Regions from separate parts of the Homo sapiens genome. Here region 1 is linked to region 2. The links are chromatin loops, found by intact Hi-C in ENCODE. Cell type or tissue: sigmoid colon. All regions are shown on one strand. Each heading gives the region's core, and the rest is flanking DNA. Links, peaks and the distances in the headings are about the cores only.

What was found. Hi-C counts contacts between places; a loop is a spot of excess contacts. Peaks named below come from ENCODE experiments on the same cell type or tissue, not always from the same donor. Only the 100,000 strongest peaks of a DNase experiment are listed, where the experiment ranks them.
Region 1: it touches region 2 in a loop (4-fold over the local background); 11 of 110 quality-filtered maps call a loop at or near these places.

Annotation. Positions count from the first base shown.
Region 1 is chr12:64,445,794-64,456,999 of GRCh38, reverse strand. It overlaps XPOT (exportin for tRNA), which reads right to left. Exons shown (of 25, transcript NM_007235.6): 25 at 5,875-8,895. The coding sequence ends at 8,869. It overlaps TBK1 (TANK binding kinase 1), which reads right to left and starts at 4,880. Exons shown (of 21, transcript NM_013254.4): 1 at 4,813-4,880; 2 at 1,043-1,160. The coding sequence starts at 1,129. RefSeq lists a silencer at 4,540-5,009. In sigmoid colon, for the core only: no CTCF peak of the experiment used is centred there; DNase peaks (open chromatin) are centred at 4,589 and 4,899; H3K4me3 peaks cover 2,738 bases; H3K27ac peaks cover 1,574 bases.
Region 2 is chr12:64,619,553-64,631,268 of GRCh38, reverse strand. The region is part of intron 1 of RASSF3 (Ras association domain family member 3); the gene reads right to left. It overlaps MIR548Z (microRNA 548z), which reads left to right and starts at 8,664; the gene lies at 8,664-8,760. It overlaps MIR548C (microRNA 548c), which reads right to left and starts at 8,760; the gene lies at 8,664-8,760. RefSeq lists a silencer at 5,471-5,660 and enhancers at 5,582-5,701, 5,058-5,774, 9,679-9,838. In sigmoid colon, for the core only: no CTCF peak of the experiment used is centred there; DNase peaks (open chromatin) are centred at 5,438 and 8,179; H3K4me3 peaks cover 1,163 bases; H3K27ac peaks cover 3,488 bases.

The sequences.
Region 1 (11,206 bases), core at 1-8,000, 170 kb after region 2:
ACTCCATTTTTCCAGCTTCTTTCTCAGACTCCATTTCTCCAGCTTTTTCCCAGAATAGAAAGTTTAATTATCTTCAATTTCTTAATTTTAAATTATTTTAACTATTTTAAATTTCATCCTCCACATTGAATCTAAACAAAATCCTTTTTTTTTTTTTTTTAATTGAGTCTTGCTCTGTCACCCAGGCTGGAGTGCAGTGGTGCTATCTTGGCTCACTGCAGCCTCCGCCTCCTGGGTTCACACCATTCTCCTGCCTCAGCCTCCCGAGTAGCTGGGACTACAGGCGCCCGCCACCACGCCTGGCTAATTTTTTTTGTATTTTTAGTAGAGACGGGGTTTCACCGTGTTAGCCAGGATGGTCTCGATCTCCTGACCTCGTGATCCGCCTGCCTCGGCCTCCCAAAGTGCTGGGATTACAGGCGTGAGCCACCGCGCCCGGCCCCTTTTTGGTTCTTGAAGTGCCTCTGGGAATAATCTTTTTATTTTATTCCCACTTCCACTACCAGGTTCTGATTACCTTATACCAAAATATGGTCTTTTCAACCTGGGCTCCTTGTTGAGAATCTCATTTTACTCCAATCTACTTTGTAGGATGCTGTTTTAGTAGGGGCACTTACCCTTACCAGAGCCTATCAGAAACACCTGTGAGTTCCCCTCCCAATACACATCTGCCTCCCTACCAACCAAAATGCCACATCAAATGCTACCTCAACTCATTACACTGAACTTCTGTCAGTGAAATCACTCTACCATTAGGGAGCTGGGCTGGGGAAAGCATCAAAAGGCACAACACTAATCTTTCCCAGTCCATTTTCAACCAATCTGTTTTCCTCCACTCACTAACACTTAACCTGTGCCACCACTGGGTAGATATGTTCACTGCCTGACACAGCTATGCCTTAAATGACCACGAAAATCATTAAAACAATTTCTTCAGACAAAGGGATCAAAATCACCAAGTCACACACTTTAGTGTCAACATGCATCTTAGAACAAAATACATACAGTGATAAAAGGTCTTCAAAGTTTTCTCTGTACTAACCTTATGTCTTCCACGAAAGACATTTGCAGTAGCTCCTTGGCCTAAAATATCAGATAAAAGCCACAGATGATTAGAAGTGCTCTGCATCTTGGCTGGATCAGGCAATCCTCTTGTTATACTAAGAGAAAAAAAAAATTTGCAACTATGTTTTAAGGGAGTAACACAGCTAAGAAACAAATGTTAGCTGTTTTTAGTCTCAAGTAAGATCACCCATTATCTGTTACTGACATGAAGTGTATAAACAGTTCAATATAAATATCTTAAGTTTCAAAGTATTTTCAAGTCATAAGTTGCTAACTGATATGGTATGAACAAGTCAAAATATGAACCATTATGATTCAAGTTAGATTTTCCTCTGGAGAGACGGATCTGAATGTTCAGTTCTAGCCAATGTAGATTTTTACTTTCAACTTTTTAATCAATATCACTTTCTGTGCTTAACTCTTTGGTGTTACCTTGTCTGTTTTCATTCGTCTAAAATTCTGCAGGGATGACTAAAATTTGACATAATGGTATAAATGGATTATTAAGAGTAACTTTAAGTTGAAGATTAAAGCAAGATGCCATTTTCCCCATGACCTTCATTTTGTTTACATTTTTTCCCTGTAAGTTAGTATACACTATACATACTATAATAAAATACAATAATATGACAAAAAAAATCTAAGTTTCAGCTGGGAGCAGTGGCTCATGCCTGTAATCTCAGCACTTTTGGAGGCCGAGGCAGGCAGATCACCTGAAGCCAGGAGTTTGAGACCACCTTGGCTAACACGGCAAAACCCCGTCTCCACAAAAAATACAAAAATTAGCCAGGTATGGTGGCAGGTGCCTGTATCCCAGCTACTCGGGAGGCTGCAACAGGAGAATAACTTCAACCCGGAAGCAGAGGCTGCAGTGAGCTGAAATCGTGCCACCCTATTCCAGCCTGGGTGACAGAGCAAGACTCCATCGCAAAAAAAAAAAAAAGAAAAAAAAAAAATTGGCCGGGCGCGGTGGCTCACGCCTGTAATCCCAGCACTTTGGGAGGCCGAGGCGGGCGGATCACGAGGTCAGGAGATTGAGACCATCCTGGATAACATGGTGAAACCCCGTCTCTACTAAAAATACAAAAAAATTAGCCGGGCATGGTGGCGGGCGCCTGTAGACCCAGCTACTCGGGAGGCTGACGCAGGAGAATGGCGGGAACCCGGGAGGCGGAGCTTGCAGTGAGCCGAGATCGCGCCACTGCACTCCAGGCTGGGTGACACAGCGAGACTCCGTCTCAAAAAAAAAAAAAAAAAAAAAAGATCTGAGTTTCTAGCAATATTCAAGGCTAAAATGCTGTATGAGCTTTGAAAAAAAAAACATTAACCAATGACATACATTCAATTTAATTCACTTAACACAGGGCTGAAAGAAACATCTATTTCTCAGCCGGGTGCAGTGGCCCATGCCTGTAATCCCAGCACTCTGGGAGGCCGAGGCGGGCGGATCACAAGGTCAGGAGTTCGAGACCAGCCTGGCCAATATGGAGAAACCCCGCCTCTACTAAAAATACAAAAAAATTAGCCAGGCGTGGTGGCGCATGCCTGTAATCCCAGCTACTCGGGAGGCTGAGGCAGAAGAATTGCTTGAAACCAGGAGGCAGAGGTTGCAGTGAGCTGAGATCGCACCACTGCACTCCAGCCAGGGTGACAGAGCGAGACTCCATCTCAAAAAGAAACAAAAACAAACAAAAACAACACCTATTTCTCTTCTAATTTTGTCTTTGTTGATGAGAGTGATATTGTTACTTACCTCCTTCAAATGTTTTGAAAGATTAATTTATGACATAATTTAAGGTGTTTTAAAATAAAGAAAAGTAATAATGTAAAATATAACAAATATAGGAAAAATTACTTTGTTTCCTTCAGAGCAGAGAAACACTAATGAAGACAAATGTTGTCACTGCATAATATTCCCATAAGCTAAAATTTTATCTACACAATCTACACAGAACCTGACAAACATAAAGGAAAGGTGCAAAAATTATTATTCCTGAAAAGTTACGAACTCTTCTGGAATTAATTTAAGGATAGTTTCTCCAACCTCCAAGTATAAATATATAAACGTACCAAGTAGCCTGTATTATCAAGTCTTTAATACTGAAAAGCTATGGATCTATCAAGGTATACAAAGTATCCAAGCTCCACACTGGACTAAAATTGATGTATGCTAACATAACATAAACACTAGTCCCACCATGCCCCCTTAAACCTGCTGTATTGTCATTAAAACATGGATTTTAATATCCCTCCACAGTAAGTTAAAGCAAAAAGTAGTATGCTAGACTAGGTATTCTGTGATGAATTAATGACCACCAATATCCCCAAGCTGGGTTAGGAAAATGCAGAATGGTCAGGGGTCTCAATTTTACCAATCACTGATATAGTAGGATATTTTTATATAATTTTACTACCCATCTAATTTAGATAAACTTTATATACGACTATAGGAAATAAGCAATAAAAATAAGATTCCCTTTTCACAAATAAGGAATACACATTTGCCAGTCATTACATTTCACTCACGATACAATAACAAACGTCTCAACTATCTAACGAAAAACCTTCCCTAATCAATGTAACTGTAAATGGCAAATAGTACCATTAGGTACCTATATGTATGTACCTTCAGGATAATAAGAAAAATATTTATCAGCTAAGATATCTGTTCTCTATGCAAATACAAAACTATGGTTTCTATTTAACAGTAATCACAATAGTGGTCAGGGGAAATGTCTTTTGAAATTATCTTCCAATAACTCCACAATAACATGTTAAAACATGACTCAGCACACCCACAACGTGCTTGCCATATAAATCTTCCCAAATTTTTGACAAGCATATAAGCAGACACTCAACAACTATGTTGCTGATGATGCCGTCTTCAGCCTACTTCCTTACACCGTCCAAAACGAAAGTTACTATTTGTTGAGGGATGAAAACAGGTTTGACGACATGGCCTATGGACAAAGTTCCAGGATTTCTAAACTCTGCCCCTATGTGATTCATACACTGGGGTTTCAGAGTGGAAAAGACCAGTCTTTGGTTATACATTTGGCAATTACTTGGGAGTTGTTTTGAGGCCACCTACTAAGAATACTTGGGATAGAGATTACAAATTAAACCCATAAGCCAGGTAGACGAGGAGCAAGGAAATGTCTGGGAATTCGTATTTCATCGGCATATATTTAAAACATCTTATGCTTCTAATTTCCGGTGTGAGTCAACCTCTGCGGACTGAACATCACTAAAACTCTAAGGAAACGTCTCTTTTTAATCCTCTGAAAAATCAATACATTTAAAAACTGCCCGTTGTGTCGACGCTCGGAAAGAGGGTAGAAAACAGCGAGTCTAAGGGAAAGAGGTGCCCCTGCCTCCCCAGGCAGCCAGGGCCCAGGCCCGGTAACGGAGTCGTCCTCTTTATGCCCAAAGCCGCCGGACGGGATGCAGGTCGAGGACCGGCCGCGCGGCGCGGAGCGGGGATGCAGGTAACAGGGCCCGCGCGACCATTCCACCGGCTACGGCCACCCGACACACACCCCAGAGGCAGTGTCCACGCAGCCGGGGTCCTGGATGGCTTGGCCTCGGGTCGTCCGGGGCTTCTCGGTGCGCCCGCCCCCGCCCCCGCTCTGACTCAGCATCCCAGCCTCCCACAGGGGGCGGGAGCGCTCCCCGCCGGGCGGCGCAGGCCTGACCGACCGCGCCCCGCGCCGCCTTGGCCCCTCAGCCCGCGGCCGTCTCACTTACCCAGCCGGGTCTCCGCCGCGCCACCGCCGGCGGGCTCCCGCGGCCTCCTCGAGACTCAGGACACTTCCGGCTTCGCAAGCCCTGGCCGGAGGCCACGTGACCGACGGCCGGCGCGCCGGTGCGGGTGCGCGTGCGCACGCCTATGGCCCGTCTGGTAGTCACCACAGCCGCGGCGGCAACTGCCGAGTCGGCTTCCGCGGCCACGGTAATGAGGGGGATGTCTGGAGACACCCCGTCCACTGTTGCCCTCGCCCTTTACTCTAAAGGGGAATGAGGAGCCCTGAGCAGCGAACACAGTAATTGGGATTCCCGCAACTGCAAATCCCGCCCCTTCCCCGAGCGCTGGCCGACAGTAGGGCGGACCGACGCTGAGCAAGGGATTACATCCCAAGATTTACAGGTGTGCAGAACGTGGGACACGTGGGGGGCAGGCACAGACGGCCGGCAGAGCTGGGAGGGATGGATTCTATGTTTTAAGGGCCCACTTTGGCTGCAGTGGAGCCAGATTATCGTCTCGCAGTAATTCAGACTTTACATTGTTTTTTTCATTTTCCCATCACCCAGAAATACATTAAATTCTTAATGTAAAAATGTTCATTTAATTCCCTCTCGGTATTTTGGAAAACGGCCGTATTGGAGTATCTAACTCTAAACTTAAGAATTTAAGAACTAAAACTTAAATACTAAAATTAGGTCCTGCAATATTCGTGCAGTCAAAATCTCAAGCCGCTATTCCCAATAAGGAATAGCTTTCTGAAGGGGTCCCTTCTGCCCACGGACAGCACAACAGGCCTTTCTCAACATGAGGGAGCAGAGACCGCTGCTAATCTAGGGCTAAATTTCTGAGTGGAGGGGAAGAGGAAGATGGTGTTTCCCAGAGTAGCAGCAGCAAACACGAATGAATGGGAAGTCATGCGGAGTGGCTCAGAGGCTTTTGAATGTAACAGACCTAGGGTTGCTGTCTCGGCTGCCAATTACTGACTTAAAAGCTAATCTCTTACCTCTCTAAGCCTCAGTTTTATCAAATGCACAATGGAGATAACAAAAGTCCACTCTAATGAATTCTTACAAAGCAAGTTACTTTATTAGCATTTTAAACAATGTATAAGTGATGGAATCATTCTAACAACACATCTATTCACTGCTTACAATTCCAACTAATTTCAGTTCTTTGATATCTAATGACAAGAGCGAAGACCTGTTAAAGTTCCTTCCACCAGTAAAACTCACAGCTCAAAGTTGTGGGAGTGATTAACTGAGCCACAGGCCTTCATTCACATGTTTACCACATTAAAATACCACACAGTGTTTTCTTATAAGGTCAACCAACTGGGAAGCAATTAACATTAGCATTAAGATTTAAACTGTTAGGCACAGGGCTAAATCAGGCATTATATGAAAACTTGTGGTTCCCTAGTCAAGTCAAACAAATCCCCAAATATTTCAGCTTGTAACAGTTTTGTCCTTCCTCTCTTGAGACAATTATTTGAGTACTTGCTTTTGGAAATAAGGTAATTCATGATGGAAGCTTCCTAGCTGTGATGGTGCTCTAGGCAACTTCAGAGAATGAAGATAGAAGTTATGCATGATTATATAACATGAAGAGTTTAATTTTTATTACACACTCAATTTCCATGCCCTGATTTCTCTTAGCTCTATAAACACATGTAAATCTTCTGCAGAGCTTTAAAGAGCTCTGAAAGGGAAAACACCTTTCCATATATGGAATTGATAGCATAGTAAGGCCGTGTGCAGTGGCTTATACCTGTAATCCCAACATTGTGAGGCCAGTGGGAGGATTGCTTGAGGCCGGGAGTTTGAGACCAGACTGGGTAACATAGTGAGACCCTGTCTCTACCAAAAAAAAATGTAGCTGGGTGTGGTGGTGCACACCTGTAATCACAGCTAGTCTGGATGCTGAGGCAGGAGGATTGGTAGAGTATGGGAGAAGTTACAGTGAGCTATGATGTCACCACTGCACTCCAGCCTGGGTGATAGACTGATCTCTATTCAAAAAAAAAAAAGAAAAAAAAAGTATAGTGATACACTATTAATTCCATATATGCTAATATGAGATAGCATCCATATAAACTACTATCAAGTCTTTATGTGCCAGCTACTGTAATAAGTCTTTTCAAGTTTAACTCATTGAATTCGTAATGAGGTTTGAGGTAGCTACCATTATTTCCATTTTACAAATAGGGAAACTGAGGCTGGGAGACATTCTTTAACTTGCCCAAGGTTCTAAAACCAGTTACTGGCAGAACTGGTATTTGAACCTACTTAATCTGATTCTAGAGCCTGTGCTATATAAACTCTTACCCACTATGCTATGCTATTCATTAGTATCCATTTAACAATTACTACTATTGCAATAGCTGCAATTATCACTCCTATAGTACAGGGGAACCTATCAAAGAAACACTCAGCTTTCACTTATCTATTTCTGAAAACATTTTTTATTAAAGTATAAGGTACATTTCACTGATTTATTTTTATAACTGTCAATTTAGTTAAGTATTTTTATTATATGGTGTAAGAAAAATGTTTGAAATGTCTTCTGGAATTAACCGGAACAAAATAAATGTACAAAATTTAGAATAGAATTTTACAGAGTTTATAAGCCACTGAAGCCCATTCATGAAACCCATTCATGAGGCCAAAGGGCAAAACAAACCCTCCCTGAACATCTCAATTGGGCTTTTAGAATTTAAACGTAAATGTCTATACGAATTCTGCTGCTCAGTTTTGTCCCTCCTCTCTTCTTTCCAGTGACACTACTGATAACTATTATTTTTTCCTTTTGCTTTCTCAAGTAGCCATGAATAAAAATGGAGGAAGGCAGGGGTAAGTACTTCTAATAATTAAATGTCAGTTACCATTTACAAACATAATAAACACATAGGTATACTATAGGTATACTGTGTTCTAAATACATCCAATAAAAGAGTTAGAAAATAAATTGGGATTTTAAATTCTTTTTTTTTTTTTTTGAGAGAGAGTCTTACTCTCTTGCCCAGGCTGGCGTGCAGTGGCACAATCTCAGCTCACTGCAACCTCTGCCTTCCGGGTTCAAGCGATTCTCCTGCCTCAGCCTCCTGAGTAGCCGGGATTACGAGCGTGCACCATCACACCTGGCTGTTGTATTTTTAGTAGAGATGGGGTTTCACCATGTTGGCCAGGCTAGTCTCGAACTCCTGACCTCAAGTGATCCACCTGCCTTGGCCTCCCAAAGTTCTGGGATTACAGTCGTGAGCCACCACGCCCGGCCTGGAATTTTAAATTCTATCAACAGATTCACATAGGCTTTTTCCAGTACATTAAAGAAAAAGACTCTCATATAACAGAACTAAGTTGCATGTTACCTTTGAGGAGTGAGGTTAAATGAATTAAAGCATCCACACACTCATATTTGTAAACCTTTAAATGGGAAATTATGGAGAGATTAAGATGAGAAAATAAAACTAAAGTATTTATAATAATTCCAGAAAAGACTTGGAAGATTTCACTACGTAAAGTTTATTTTTATATATATATATAAAAAAAAGTATAACACTGGAGCCTAAAACCATTCTCTTTTGTAGAATACATATTGGCGTTGAAACAGTTTAAAGAAATGAAATGGCTATCTACAAAAAGTTAGTTTTGATTGCTGTCTTCCCCCATACTTTGTGTCTTCACACATAAAGAAAATTTTCAAAGATTTTATATTCAGCAATTTTTTAAAAAGTACACTGTTTTCCACTGCTATGGTCTTTATAAAGGACTTGACTTAAAATTTCAAATAAAAAAGAATTAAGGTTCTAGGATAACTCTTGTGTCTTTTAAGAGCATCTTTATACAGAACAATTTGGACCGGCATGCAGGCAACTTCTTTTGTTGTTACATACCTGTATTAGGAAAATTACACCCATTTTACAGAAAAATCCCAAAACATATACTGCAATAAGCTCAAAACAATGTGAAAAAGACCAGTGTGAATGGCACACAAAAATCGCCTCTTTATAAATTAACTGGAATTCATGATCATGAAGTAGGCACAGGGAAATCCAGTCCTCAGGGCTTTGCTCTCTGGAAGAACACCTGTAAATAAAGTATTAATGCAATCAATACTAATGTCAGAAGATATCACTTTCACCTGAAGAATGGCTCCAAGTATCTGAGTGCTAGCAATGTTCTTCTGTAACATTAGAACATTTCGCATGCCTTATATATCCGTATGTAATCCAAGCTAAGAACTTTCTGTTCTGGAGAGTTTGGTAAGTGTAGATATAACTTATGCTGACATCACCCAACTGGGGAAGTAGTGAAAATATGGTGTTATCTCTATGCTATAGAAATCAAGTGGTCAGAAGAAAACAAGCTCTTGACACCTTTTTACTGATTGGTACTATTTCCAAATTAACACTGGTAAATTAAATATTGAGGACGGGCACGGCGCCTGTAATCCCAGCACTTTGGGAGGCCGAGGCCTGAAGCCAGGAGTTTGAGATCAGCCTGACCAACATGGAGAAACCCAGTCTTTACTCAAAATAGAAAAAATTAGCCGGGTGTGGTGGTGCATGCCTGTAATCCCAGCTATTCGGGAGGCTGAGGCAGGAGAATCACTTGAACCTGGGAGGCAGAGGTTGTGGTGAGCCGAGATCGTGCCACTGCACTCCAGCCTGGGCAACAACAGTGAAACTCCGTCTCAAAAAAAAAAAAATTAAATATTGAGGAGGAAACAAGTCAAAGCTAAACATAGCAGTTCTAACTCTGTAAGGAATTTACTATTTATTTGATGATTCAAAAGTACTTCCAAGTCAAAATTTGAGACTACAAAGGAGTTGGCTAGAGGCTGTGCTAGGCATGGCCTAGTACTACATGCTGCCATCCATGGCAGGTCAGGTGAGCACCAGACATAATTCAGTGTTCTCAGTAAGGACAATGATATGGTTTGACCCTGTGTCCCCACGCAGATCTCATCTTGTAGCTCCCATAATTCCTATGTGTTGTGGGAAGGACCGGGTGGGAGATGATTGAATCATGGGGGCAGGTCTTTCCCATGTTGTTTTCCTGATAGTAAATGGGTCTCACAAGATCTGATGGTTTTAAAAATGGGAGTCTCCCTGCACAAGCTCTCTCTTTGCCTGCTGCCATCCACGTAAGATGTGACCTGCTCCTCCTTGCCTTCCGACATGATTGTGAAGCCTCCCCTGCCATGTGGAACTGTAAATCCAATAAAGCTATTTTGTAAATTGCCCAGTCTCGGGTATGTCTTTATCAGCAGCGTGAAAATGGACTAATACAGACAAGAACAGTATTGATAGTGCCCTAGTACCTAGGAGATTCATTTAATAGATAATCTACTATGTGCAGGGGAAAGAATGATCACTATATAGGCAAAAGAAAACCTTACAAGGAGGCTGTGCTTAAGGCAAACCTAGAGAAATGGGTACAGTTCATACAGAAGTTGGGCTGCTAGTAAGGCAGGATTTTTGAAGAACTACAAGAACAGTAAAGACCATTTCTGCAAGAAAAAACAGAAAGGTAGTCTCAGGGCAGAATATGAAAAAAAAAAAAAATTAAGTGCCAAACTGAGAAACATGAATTTGTTCAGGAAGGTTATGAGGAAGGTGAATAAATATCAAAGGACTGCTTGAAGTTTTCAAACACATCAGCCTGGCTAGAACAAGAGAAGAGAGATCAGAGTAAGATAACATCAGCCTACACCAGAGCAGCAGAGACAGAAGAGAGAGAAGATGAGGAAAGAATCTGCAAGATCTGAGGATCAATCAGATGTGAAGGGAGGAGTGAACACGAATGAAATTCATTTTTTCCAACTAGAATAATAATGCTAACACTGAGAATTATGATCACTAAGATAATGTCATCACTGAAGAGAAGTTGGGCCCAGAAGGAAGACTTTTTATAAATGCTATGCAGATAAATAACCACATCTGGAGAACAAGCCTTCTATAGGGTACCTAGATCTACTGTTACAGACACCTCTAACAGATAGTGAGGACTGAGTCCTTAAATTCAGTTTGACTGATCAGTTATTTAACAGGGGTTACTCCTGTAGGCACTTTGCTTTTTTATGGGAGGATGGCGAAGGGGAGGGTTCCCAATGATAAACAAAAACAAGCCCTCAATATTCTTCCACAAAAACTCTGAGATGTTTAAGCTGACAAACTACAACTAAGAAAAAACTGACAAGGGAAGATGTTAGAACCACAGTCAAAGGATGGCACACTTAAATTATTTACTGCGCAAAGCCCTCTGACTTACAAATTCTACTGAATGTCTTTGCTAAAAGAACCAGGTGATACACTAAGTTACCTGCTACTGAATTTAATACAGTGCTTTGTCTTCAAATTATTTGAGTGAAGATAATAAAAAATAATTCACCTTG
Region 2 (11,716 bases), core at 1,392-9,391:
GCCCTTGTTCTTGAGGTGGTCCCAACCTCCGATCCCAGGACAACCACCCTTTTCTTTTTCTCCAGCTTCTCTGACCACTCCTTGGTTCCTCCATGGACATGCCCTTCTCTGCCCACTTCTTACCTGCTGGTGCCCCCATGCTTCTGTGGTATCCTCCATGCTTCTGTCTAAAGACACCTTTTTTGCTTTACACACATAGTTCATCTAAGCCCATGACTTCAACGAATCCTGAAGCTCTCTCTGCAGACCAGGTCTACCTTCTTGATAAGAAACTCCAGAAACTTTGATAGCCCACAGACATCTCAAAACACACATGCCCAGATTTACTCACTCAAAATTTATTGACTGCCTGGTGTATGCCATATATTGATTGCCTGAATGTGTCTTCCCTCCTAAACCTGATCTTTCTTCTTACTTGATTTCTTGGTGAGTGGCTGCTTGCTAGCACCATCTTCCAAGGCTCCCAAACCAGAAACCTACAACTCTTCCTTGACTCCTCTTTCTCACCACCTCTCTGCCCACATTCAGTGTTACTAATGCCTCCCAATTAACCAGTATCTCCAACCCAGCCCCTCCTCTACTTCATCCCCACATTCATGCCTTCATTCCATTTTAATAACTAAACATCTACTGAGAACTAGCTATAACTCATTCCTGAGTAGGCATATGATCACATGTCCTGGGAGTAAAAAGAACAGTTCAGGATTTCTAAGCACCCTTTTTTTAAATTTCGTTTTGTTTTTGAGATAGGGTCTGTCTCTGTCATTCAGGCTACAGTGCAGTGGTGTGACCATAGCTCACTGCAGCCTCAAACTGCTAAGCTCAAGCAAACCTCTTGCCTCAGCCTCCCAAATAGCTGGGACTACAGGCACAAACCACCATATTTGGATAATTTCTCTTTTTTCAGTAAAGACAATGTCTCGCTCTGTTGCCCAGTCTGGTCTCAAACTCCTGGGCTTAAACAATCCTCCTGCCTCAGCCTCCCAAAGTGCTGGGATTACAGGCATGACCCACCATGGCCTTGCTAATTTTTAACTTTATATCTCTTTTTTGGATGACAAAAATTATACATATGGCAGCCCACATTTTCCCTTTTGATGAATGAAAAATCTTAAAATCAATGAGTGCTTACATGAGTGGAATGCCTATGTGTAAATTCAGAGGTACTTCAAATATTTCATAACTGAAACATTTAGGATCTGGGAATTTGGTGCTGTTATTTGCCACAAAATGCAAACAACCTTTTAGTTCACATAAACCATTTTTCTTTCTTGTTCTTTTTTTCTTTTTCTTTTTTTTTTTTTTTTGAGATGGAGTCTTGCTCTGTCACCCAGGCTGGAGTAGTGGCACAATCTCAGCTCACTGCAACCTCCACCTCCCAGGTTCAAGTGATTCTCCTGCCTCAGCCTCCCGAGTAGCTGGGATTACAGGCGCACACACCATGCCCAGCTAATTTTTGTATTTTTAGTAGAGATGGGGTTTCATCACGTTGGCCAGGCTGGTCTCAAACTCCTGACCTCAGGTGATCCACCCACCTCGGCCTCCCAAAGTGCTGGGATTACAGGCATGAGCCACCGCGCCTGGTCCACATAAACCATTTTTATACAACACTCATTTTCATAGGCCAACTTTTCCAATTAAAACAAACATAATATGTGAGCAGCTACCAAAATCAGCTATTTCTTCATATTATCACATTACATATAAAAATCCACCACAGAATTTCAGGACTACTAGGATCTGTTTAATGAAAAGGGCAGGAGTTGCTAGAAAAATAATTTTTTATGATTTTCATAACATATCAAAAGGTTGTATAATTATGCATTTAAGTATAGTCCTTCTAGCTGGAAGAATAGCAGTGGGACGGGCGCAGTGGCTCATGCCTATAATCCCAGCACTTTGGGAGGTCAAGGCAGACAGACGGCTTGAGCCCAGGTGTTTGAGACCAGCCTGGGCAATGCTGTGAAACCCCATCTCTACAAAAAAAAAAATACGAAAAATTAGCTGGGTGTGGTGGCACGTACCTGTAGTCCTAGCTACTCGGGAGGCTGAGGTGGGAGGATTGCTTGAACCCATAGGCAGAGGTTGCAGTGAGCCAAAGTCACGCCACTGTACTCCAGCCTGGACGACAGAGTGAGACCTTGTCTTAAAAAAAAAAAAAAGAAAATTAGTCGGGTGTGGTGGTCTGCACCTGTGATCCCAGCTACTAAGGAGGCTGAACTGGAACGATCACTTGAGCCTGGGAGGTGAAGGCTGTGGTGAGCTGTGTTCACGCCACTGCACTCCAGCCTGGGTGACAAAGCAAGACCCTGTCTCAAAAAAATAATAATAATAAAATAAAATAAAAATTAGACAACTGACTCTGGCATTTTATAATAGGATTTAACTTGCTGAAAGTTTCCTAGGAATATTTACCTCTATGTGTAGGCTGGAATAAAGGAGACACTTGAAGCAAGTAAAAGAAATTAATCAGGCCGGGTGTAGTGGCTCACACCTGTAATCCCAGCACTTTGGGAGGCCAAGGCAGGCAGATCACCTTAGGTCACGAGTTCAAGACCAGCATGGCCAACATGGCAGAACCCCATCTTTACTAATAATACAAAAATTAGGCAAGTGTGGTGGTGCATGCCTGTAATCCCAGCTACTCGGGAGGCTGAGGCAGGCAGAATTGCTTGAACCTGGGAGGTGGGGTTGCAGTGAGCCAAGATCGTGCCACTGCACTCCAGCCTGGGCGACAGAGAGAGACTCCATGTCAAAAAAAAGGAAAAAATTAATCTTCCAAAGGAAATGAACATACTCCTTCAATCCCAAAAAGCTGCAGCAACCCTCAAGTACTGATTCTTCCAGGAAGTATAGTGGCTAAACTATCCCTTCTGTCCTACCATTCTCAGTAAGAAGATGATTCTCATACATTCATCCTGTCCTGGTTTTGAGGAACGTGGAACTGCTGGTGGGCTCTTATTAAATAGTTCTTGATATTATATTTATAACTCCTGCAATATATACAAGTTCAGAACAATCAAGTGTTCTTTTGGCTTACATGAAATCCATTCTTAGAAAAAGGAAAAGAAAGAAAGAAACTTGTTCTTGTTGGCACTAGATAGGGGATGAATCAAAGATATCACCCAGGTTCCCTTTGATTTCTTTCCCAAGACATTCCCTCTTTTGGAAAAGAAATAATTCTACATATTCTATTCATTTCTCAAACACCCATGACTCAACTCACTTGGGTTCTCCCTATCCAAGCAGATATGACCTAATATAGCTGTTTCTAAACTAATTCATTTGGCATCTCAAAACATTTGTGAAGCCCTCTCAAATCCTATTGCTGTTACTTTCCCTCCAATCAGTAATTCTGCTCCAGAATAAACTAACCATTTGCCACACAGCTGGACAGGGCCTTTGAGGAAGAAACTGAAGCCAAAAATGGTTAAGTAACTCTCCCAAAGTTATCTCTGCTATTTAATAAAGGACCAGTCCTAGGAGCTAGATCTCCATACCCCTGGCCCAACGTACTTTTCACCTAAATGTCCTATTTCCACATGAATACATAAGCTATTACTGTTGTTTTATTATTACTCCCTCTGAAACCAAAAGAAACTCATTTTAGTGCCTTTGCCCAACTTTTCCTTGATTATAATTCTGACACAAGTCTGATCAGATGAAAACCAGGTGGTCAATTAACAAATATAATTGGGACTCCCTCTGTCCTCTGTGCCAGGCACCAAGATAGCACTGAAAATATCATGGTGAAAACTAGAGATGTGGTCTGCCCTTGTGAAGCTCATAGGCAGGATAATCTGGAAGGCTTAAAGCTAAATTAACTCAAGTTCCCTGATGCATCCAACAGTAAGCTAAAATGTCATCTTCCCCCAAATCACCAGTGCTTCATAAACACAATCATCAATTCATAAAGCAATTTAAAGTTGATGCTTAGCTATCAATTGTTCAAGTCCCCAAACACAAATCACGACTTTGCAGATAAAAGCAGACATAGAAGAGATGGAGAATAAATTCATTTTCAAAAACTGTTTATCAAGTGTCAATACTACAGTCGACTGAGAATGTGTCATTAATTTACATCAGACAAGATTAAAAGAGAAAACCATTTTTTAGTAGTCTCTAAACACACCTGTGATTGCTACCACACTTACAATTATGTAATAATCTATAATCTAGGAATACATTCCACATACATTATCTGATTTAACCCCTCTATAATGTTTTAAAGATCAAGAAACTGTTACTCAAGGAACTTAAGTAAGGAACCTGCTCAAGCTCCCAGAGCTAGTAAATAACAGATCCAAAATTAAAATAGTCTCCCAATTCTGGATCCCCAAACCTTTCTACTGAACATACTGCCTTCATAAAATCTCCTACCAAATTATTTTAATTAAGAATGCTGGATGAGCATGGTGGCATACACCTGTAATCCTAACACTTTGGGAGGCCAAGGCAGGAGGATCACTTGAGCCCAGGAGTTCCAGACCAGCCTGGGCAACACAGCAAGACCCCATTTCTACAAAAACATTTTTTAAAATTAGCCAGGCATGGTAGAATGCACCTCTAGTCCCAGCTACTCAGGAGGTTGAGGTGGGAGGATCACTTGAGTCCAGGAGTTCAAGGCTAGCTACAGTGAGGCATGATCCCACCACTGCACTCCAGCCTGGGTGACACAGCGAGACCCTGTCTCAAAAACAAAAAATAAAATAAAACAATTCTAATACCATTAGAAATACTGTTAATCTTTTTCTTTTTTTTTCTTTTTTTTTTTTTTTTTGAGACAAGAGTCTCACTCTGTTGCCCAGGCTGGAGTGCAGTGGCATGATGTCGGCTCACTGCAACCTCCGCCTCCTAAGTTCAAGCAAGCACATCAGGCTAATTTTTGTATTTTTAGTAAAGACAGGGTTTCACCATGTTGGCCCAGGTTGGTCTCAAACTCCTGACCTCAAGTGATCTGCCCACCTCGGCCTCCCAAAGTGTTGGGATTACAGGCGTGAGCCACCACACCCGGCAGAAATAAGTTAATCTTTATTAAACATGTACTTATATGCCAGGTATAGTTCCAAGCCCTTTATATGAATTAACTTGTTAATAATAACATTTATACAAAAATATATCAATAACACTACAGCTCAGCCAATTAAAAATTTTAAAGGCTATTAAAAATCTTCACAGTGGCATTTGGAATTATTACAAAGCCAGTTTCCAACAACCAATTCATTGTGAGAAACATACAACCAAAGGAGGGGGAGGTTGGGGGTGGAGAGATAATATGAAAACTCAGAAGGCGCATCCGGCCTGTAGGACTAGGAAGAGGTTTCCCACCGGGTTCCAAGACTCATACTAATTTTACTGAGTACAAACGAACTCTGAAGAGTCGGCCAAGCAGATCACATGACTCATTGAGCTTTAATGCCTGCACTGGAGCATAAGCAGGCCTATTTCCTAAATGTGGAAGCATCCAGTATCGCTGAAACCCTCAGAGCCGAGACAGTCACTCTGTGGAGAGAGAACAGAGGGCTGGGAACCCAGCCACGGCCAGGGAACTGGACTCTAAGGACAGCAGCAGAGTCTGCCTTTGCAGCACGTTATACAGTTTGCACGTATTACCTTATTTGATTTGATCTCATGAAAACCAGAAAGACGACAGTGACTAAGTTCCTAAACCATGAGCACAAGACTTTCTGGAGGAAAAAGGAAAGCCCCAGGAAGAAGCGGAATTTGTCACCAGGTCAAGCGAGCTGCCCTGAGCAAAACTAACCAGGATCCCGTGATCAGAGGCAGATAAGAGAGAAAGAGGAAGTTTAAAAAAAAAAAAAAGTGTACAATGTGTTAACTTATACATAAACTCTTGGGCAAACAAAACCACACTTTCATATGTCTAATCATTCTCTTTCAACTGGAGTGGCTTGCTTTAAAGGAAAAAGAAGTTGGGAAAGACTTGTGATTAGGTGCCCCCAGGCGTGGTCAGCAGGCAACAGCTCCATTCCAAAAACAAAGGCACCACAGTGATATGGTATGCAGCTAAAAAATAATAATAATAATAATAAATTAATCCTCCAGGAATGACTGGAGCTCCTTCCTGATCAATTACATTGAGATTCCCAATTCATTTTGGTTAATAAAGCCAATGAGACAGACCTAATTTCCAATTTCCTGCCATTTTTCGCTCTTTGGCTGGACTATTAGTTCCCTTCAAATCTCTCAACCACTGTCAGTTCTCCATATGGTCTACTACCCTCAAATGAAAAGGGGCATATAATCACATGTAGGAGGATCTTTTAAAAATAACTATTGCTGGCCAGGCGCGGTGGCTCACGCCTGTAATCCCAGCACTTTGGGAGGCCGAGGCGGGCAGATCGCGAAGTCAGGAGATCGAGACCATCCTGGCTAACACAGTCAAACCCCATCTCTACTAAAAATACAAAAAAAAAAAAAAATTACCCGGGGGTGGTGGTAGGCGCCTGTAGTTCCAGCTACTCGGGATGCTGAGGCAGGAGAATGGCATAACCCAGGAGGCAGAGCTTGCAGTGAGCCTAGATCGCGCCACTGCACTCCAGCCTGGGCAACAGAGCAAGACTCCGTCTCAAGAAATAATAACTATTGCTAACATTTATTAATGCTTATGAACTTCCAGGCATCCTACTAGTTTACAAATGAGGAAACTGAGGCTCAAAGAGGTACAACGATTTGCCAGGCGTGATGGCCCATACCTGTAATACCAGCGCTTTGGGAGGCCAAGGCAGGAGGATCACTTGAGCCCAGGAGTTCAAGACCAAACTGAGCAACATAGTGAGACCCTGTCTCTTAAAAATGTAAAAAATAAAAATAAATTAAAAAAACAAAGAGGTACAATGACTTGCTCAAGATAATACAGCTAGCACTGATTTAAACACAGGGTGCCCTACATAGCTGCTTGCAATTAATCAATTAAGAACACACACCCTTTTAGCCTATAGTTCTCCCTCTTTTTCATTACTGAGTTTTAAGCCCTCACCTCAAACAAGCAAGATGCATTGTAATGTTAATTTTAAAACTGTAACAGAGCTTCCTCCTTTAGGAATGGATTGTAAGTGGATTTGTTGATATCGGTGCTAGGTTTGCCTTTATGAAACGTACTCGTTCCGCTACACAATAAGCCCAAATTCTCTTCCCCCAAATTTCACAAATACTAATTTGGATACAGAGACCATCAACATGACAGCCAAGGATCAAACCCCTGCATGGCAGCAGCACCTCATTCATGCTAATTGACAGTTTCACGTGACCAAATCTGGTCAGAGGAAAAGCAAGAAAGCAATTCTAAAACAGAAATATGGCCGGACATGGTGGCTCACCCCTGTAATCCCAACACTTTGGGAGGCAGAGGCGGGCAGATCGGTTGAGGCCAGAAGTTTGAGGCCAGTCTGGCCAACACGGTGAAACTCTCTCTCTACTAAAAAAATAAAAATAAAAATTAGCCAGGCATGGTGGCGGGTGCTGGCAATCCCAGCTACTCGGGAAGCTGAGGCATGAGAATTTCTTGAACCTGGGAAGCAGAAGCTGCAGTGAGCCGAGATCGTGCCACTGCACTCCAGCCTGGGTGACAGAGTGAGACTCCATCTCAAAAAAATAAAAGAAAATAAAATTCTGAAATATCTGAAAGGGCTGTACCTTCCACCTAAAGGAACACTGGCAAGAAAAGCAATCCACAAGCCTGTCTGAACAAACAGAAACAGACCTTAAATGGACAAACGTAATATTGTTTCTTTATACCATCTACATAATATTTACATTTTCCCATAGCTGGGAAATTACTCACTACAGTCAAGTACCCCTAAATTTACCTCTGGCATGTCATGAAACCTGCATCTGCTTAAGGCCTAAACGGATAAACGTGCTAGTTAAATTTCTCATCTCAGAGTTCCTCTGAAATTAAAGTCCAATAAAATCAACTGAATTTTAATTCCCTTGGAATGCCCTGTTAACTGTAAAACACTAAGAAATGCTAAAGTTAATTTTGGTACTGGTACTTTTCCTCCTACGTGATATATTTAACTATGTTGTTTTCTATTTTCATTTAAAAAAATTTTGCTCCTATGACTTTGCTGGCAAAATATCAAAAAAGATTCCTCGAAACAAGCATTTGTAGAAAATTTTCACGGTGGCCGGGCGCGGTGGCTCATGCTTATAATCTCAGCACTCAGGGAGGCCGAGGCAGGCGGATCACCTGAGGTCAGGGGTTCGAGACCAGCCTGACCAACATGGTGAAACCCCGTCTCTACTAAAAATACAAAAATTAGCTGGGCATGGTGGTATGCGCCTGTATTCCCAGCTACTGGGGAGGCTGAGACTGAAGAATCACTTGAACTCAGGAGATGGAGGTTGCAGTGAGCCAAGATCGTGCCACTGTACTACAGCCTGGGCAACAGAGCAAGACTCCATCTCAAAAAAAAAAAGAAAGAAAAAAGAAAATTTTCACAGTAAGCTTGTTTGAATTAAGAAATTGGGGATTAAGGAGGGCTCATAATCTATCAATCATAAAGTCAGAAGTAACTCTTCACATCTTTTTAAAAGATTCACTTGATAAAAAGATTCTGAAAGAAAAAATTTAAAGTAGGAGTTAATCAGAATAAAAGAGATTAAGCAACAATTTTCTACTTAGGCTTCAACAAGCCTGAAAGTATTAAGTTGGTGCAAAAGTAATTGAGATTTTTGCTACTGAAAGTAATGGCAAAAACCGCAATTACTTTTGCACCAACCTAATAGATGCCAATGCCGATTCCTTTCTCATCGCAATTTTTCAACAAAAGACAGTAAGCCTATAAGTAAACAGTATAAATTATCTTTGGTGGGTAAGGTTTCCAGCAGTTTGTCCTACCATCCTTTTTTCAATACCTAGTATACTTACAAAATAAGTTAGGACTGGCCAGGCACGGTGGCTCACACCTGTAATCCCAACACTTTGGGAGGCCAAGGCAGGCGGATAACGAGCTCAGGAGTTTGACACCAGCCTGACCAACATGGTGAAACCCTGACTCTACTAAAAATACAAAAAAAAAAAAAAAAATAGCTGGACATGGTGGTGCATGCCTGTAATCCCAACTACTCAGGAGGCTGAGGCAGGAAAATAGCTTGAATCTGGGAGGCAGAGATTGCAGTGAGCCAAGATCGCGCCACTGCACTCCAGCCTGGTGACAGAGCAAGACTGTCAAAAAGATAAAAATAAATAAGTTAGGTTCTTCTAAATTCTACCAGAGTGGTTGGAAAACAAGCCCTAAATTTATTGAAATTCAAAGATAAACAGGAACTTCTAGTCACCCTTTTTTTTAAAACACATGGTTAGTAGAAAACACATCACCCAACTCCCCACCTTCTGAATCCCACGGGTTTATTTATGGTGATGCTTTCTTAGCAATGCCTTTCCCATGTTGTAACTACAGGAGTAATAAGTATTTTTCTGAGTTTCAGTGATGTCAGCCTGAAACACATTCTGAAGTATTTCAAAATGCCTGGGCCGGGCACGGTGGCTCACGCCTATAATCCCAGCACTTTGGGAGGCCCAGGCGGGTAGATTACCGGAGATCAGGAGTTCGAGACCATCCAGCCTGATCAATCCTGTCTCTACTAAAAATACAAAAATTAGCCGCGCATAGTGGCGCATGCCCATAATCCCAGCTACTTGGGAGGATGAAGCAGGAGAATCACTTGAACCTGGGAGGCGGAGGTTGCAGTGAGCCAAGTTCGCACCATTGCTCTCCAGCCTGGGCAACATGACCGAAACTCCATCTTAAAAAAATGAAAGCCTGAATATGTAATATCCTTTTGGTACAAACAGTGTAAGTCAAAAAAAACCCTGAAGTTCAGCTGACCTCAAAAAAGCAGAACCATCTACCAAGCTAAAAATGCACAGACTCAAGCAGTGCTCTCTCAAGATTTTGCCTACCTAATAGACAAATGGGCAAAGGTCATGCATGGACAATTCTCACACAAGGGAGATTTACTCAGAAGTATTTAAAAAGTATTAAATTCACAGTTAATTAAAGGAATGTGCCAGGCGCAGTGCCTCACGTCTGTAATCTCAGCACTTTGGGAGGCCGAGGTGGGTGGACCACCTGAGGTCAGGAGTTTGAGACCAGCCTGGCCAACATGGTGAAACCCCATCTCTACTAAAAATACAAAAATTAGCAGGGCGTAGTGGCAGGCGCCTGTAATCCCAGCTACTTGGGAGGCTGAGGCAGGAGAATCTCTTGAACCTGGGAGGCGGAGGTTGCAGTAAGCCAAGATCGCGCCATTACACTCCAGCCTGGGTGACGAGTAAAACTCCACCTCAAAAAATAATAATTTAAAAAATAATAATAAAGGAATGTAAATTAAATAGCAATAAGGTGCCTTTAGTTATTGAAGTTTTTTTTCTCTATTTTAATGACTATATCCAATGGAAGTAAGGGTGTAATGAAACTTAAAAATAGACATAAATTGGCAATATATAACTAGAATCATAAAAAGTCACACCCTCATAATTAGTAAAATTCCATTTTTGTACAACTATCCTATAAAATTAATCCATAATGGAAAAGGTTTCATGCTCAAGGTATTTATTAGTGCTATTTACAGTAGCAAAAATTAGAAACCTCCACATTTTCCAATATTTGGGAATAACGCCAATTCAATAAAATACAATGTAGACAACAAAATGACAGCTGAAATCAAGCAGCAGTATTCCATAATCCTGGGTTTAAATAAGGATTCAAATTTGTCAGTATAGTATTCCTCAAAAAATTAAAAACAGAATTACCATATGATTCTATAGCAACTGTTACTTATGGGTATATATCGCAAAAAGTTTTAAGAGGGGTCTTTAAGAGATATTTGTACACCCCTGTTCACAGCATCATTATTCACATGAGCCAAAAGGTGGAAGCAATCCTAATGTCTATGGAAGAATCAATGGATAAACAAAAAGTGATATATACATACAATGGATATATTATTCAGCCTTTAAAAGGAAGGAAATTCTGACACATACTCCAACATGAATAAATCTTGATGACATCAAGCTAAGTAAACTAAGCCAGTTACAAAAAAACAATTACTACACAAATTCACTTATCTAGACTAGTCAGACGAACCTATATACGCCCCCCATGAAGGCAGGTTTCAATCTGTTTCGTTCACCACCAAATCTCTAGCACTTAGTCTAGCATCATTGTGAATATTCAATACTTGAAAAATGAATTCAGAAAACTACACACACACACACACACACACAGTCAACCTGCACTAATTTCTTTTTTTTTTTTTTTTGATATAAAGTCTCACTCTGTTGCCCAAGCTGGAGTGCAGTGGCGCAATCTCGGCTCACCACAACCTCCACCTCCCAGGTTCAAGCGATTCTCCTGTCTCAGCCTACCGAGTAGCTGGGAGTACAGGCATGCACCACCATGCCTGCCTAATTTTTGTATTTTTAGTAGAGACGGGGTTTCACTATATTGGCCAGGTTAGTCTTGAACTCCCGACCTCGTGATCCGCCCGCCTTGGCCTCCCAATGTGCTGGGATTACAGGCGTGAGCCACCACGCCTGGCAACCTGCACTAATTTTAAGTGAACTCTTTGCTGACTATATTCTAAGTCCGTTAACTCCAAGATCTTCTAAATCCATCCTTCTGGTCTCCAATTCCCAAACTCACCCTTTTTCCTCCTCTAATTATCTCACCTTGTTTAGCATCTGGAA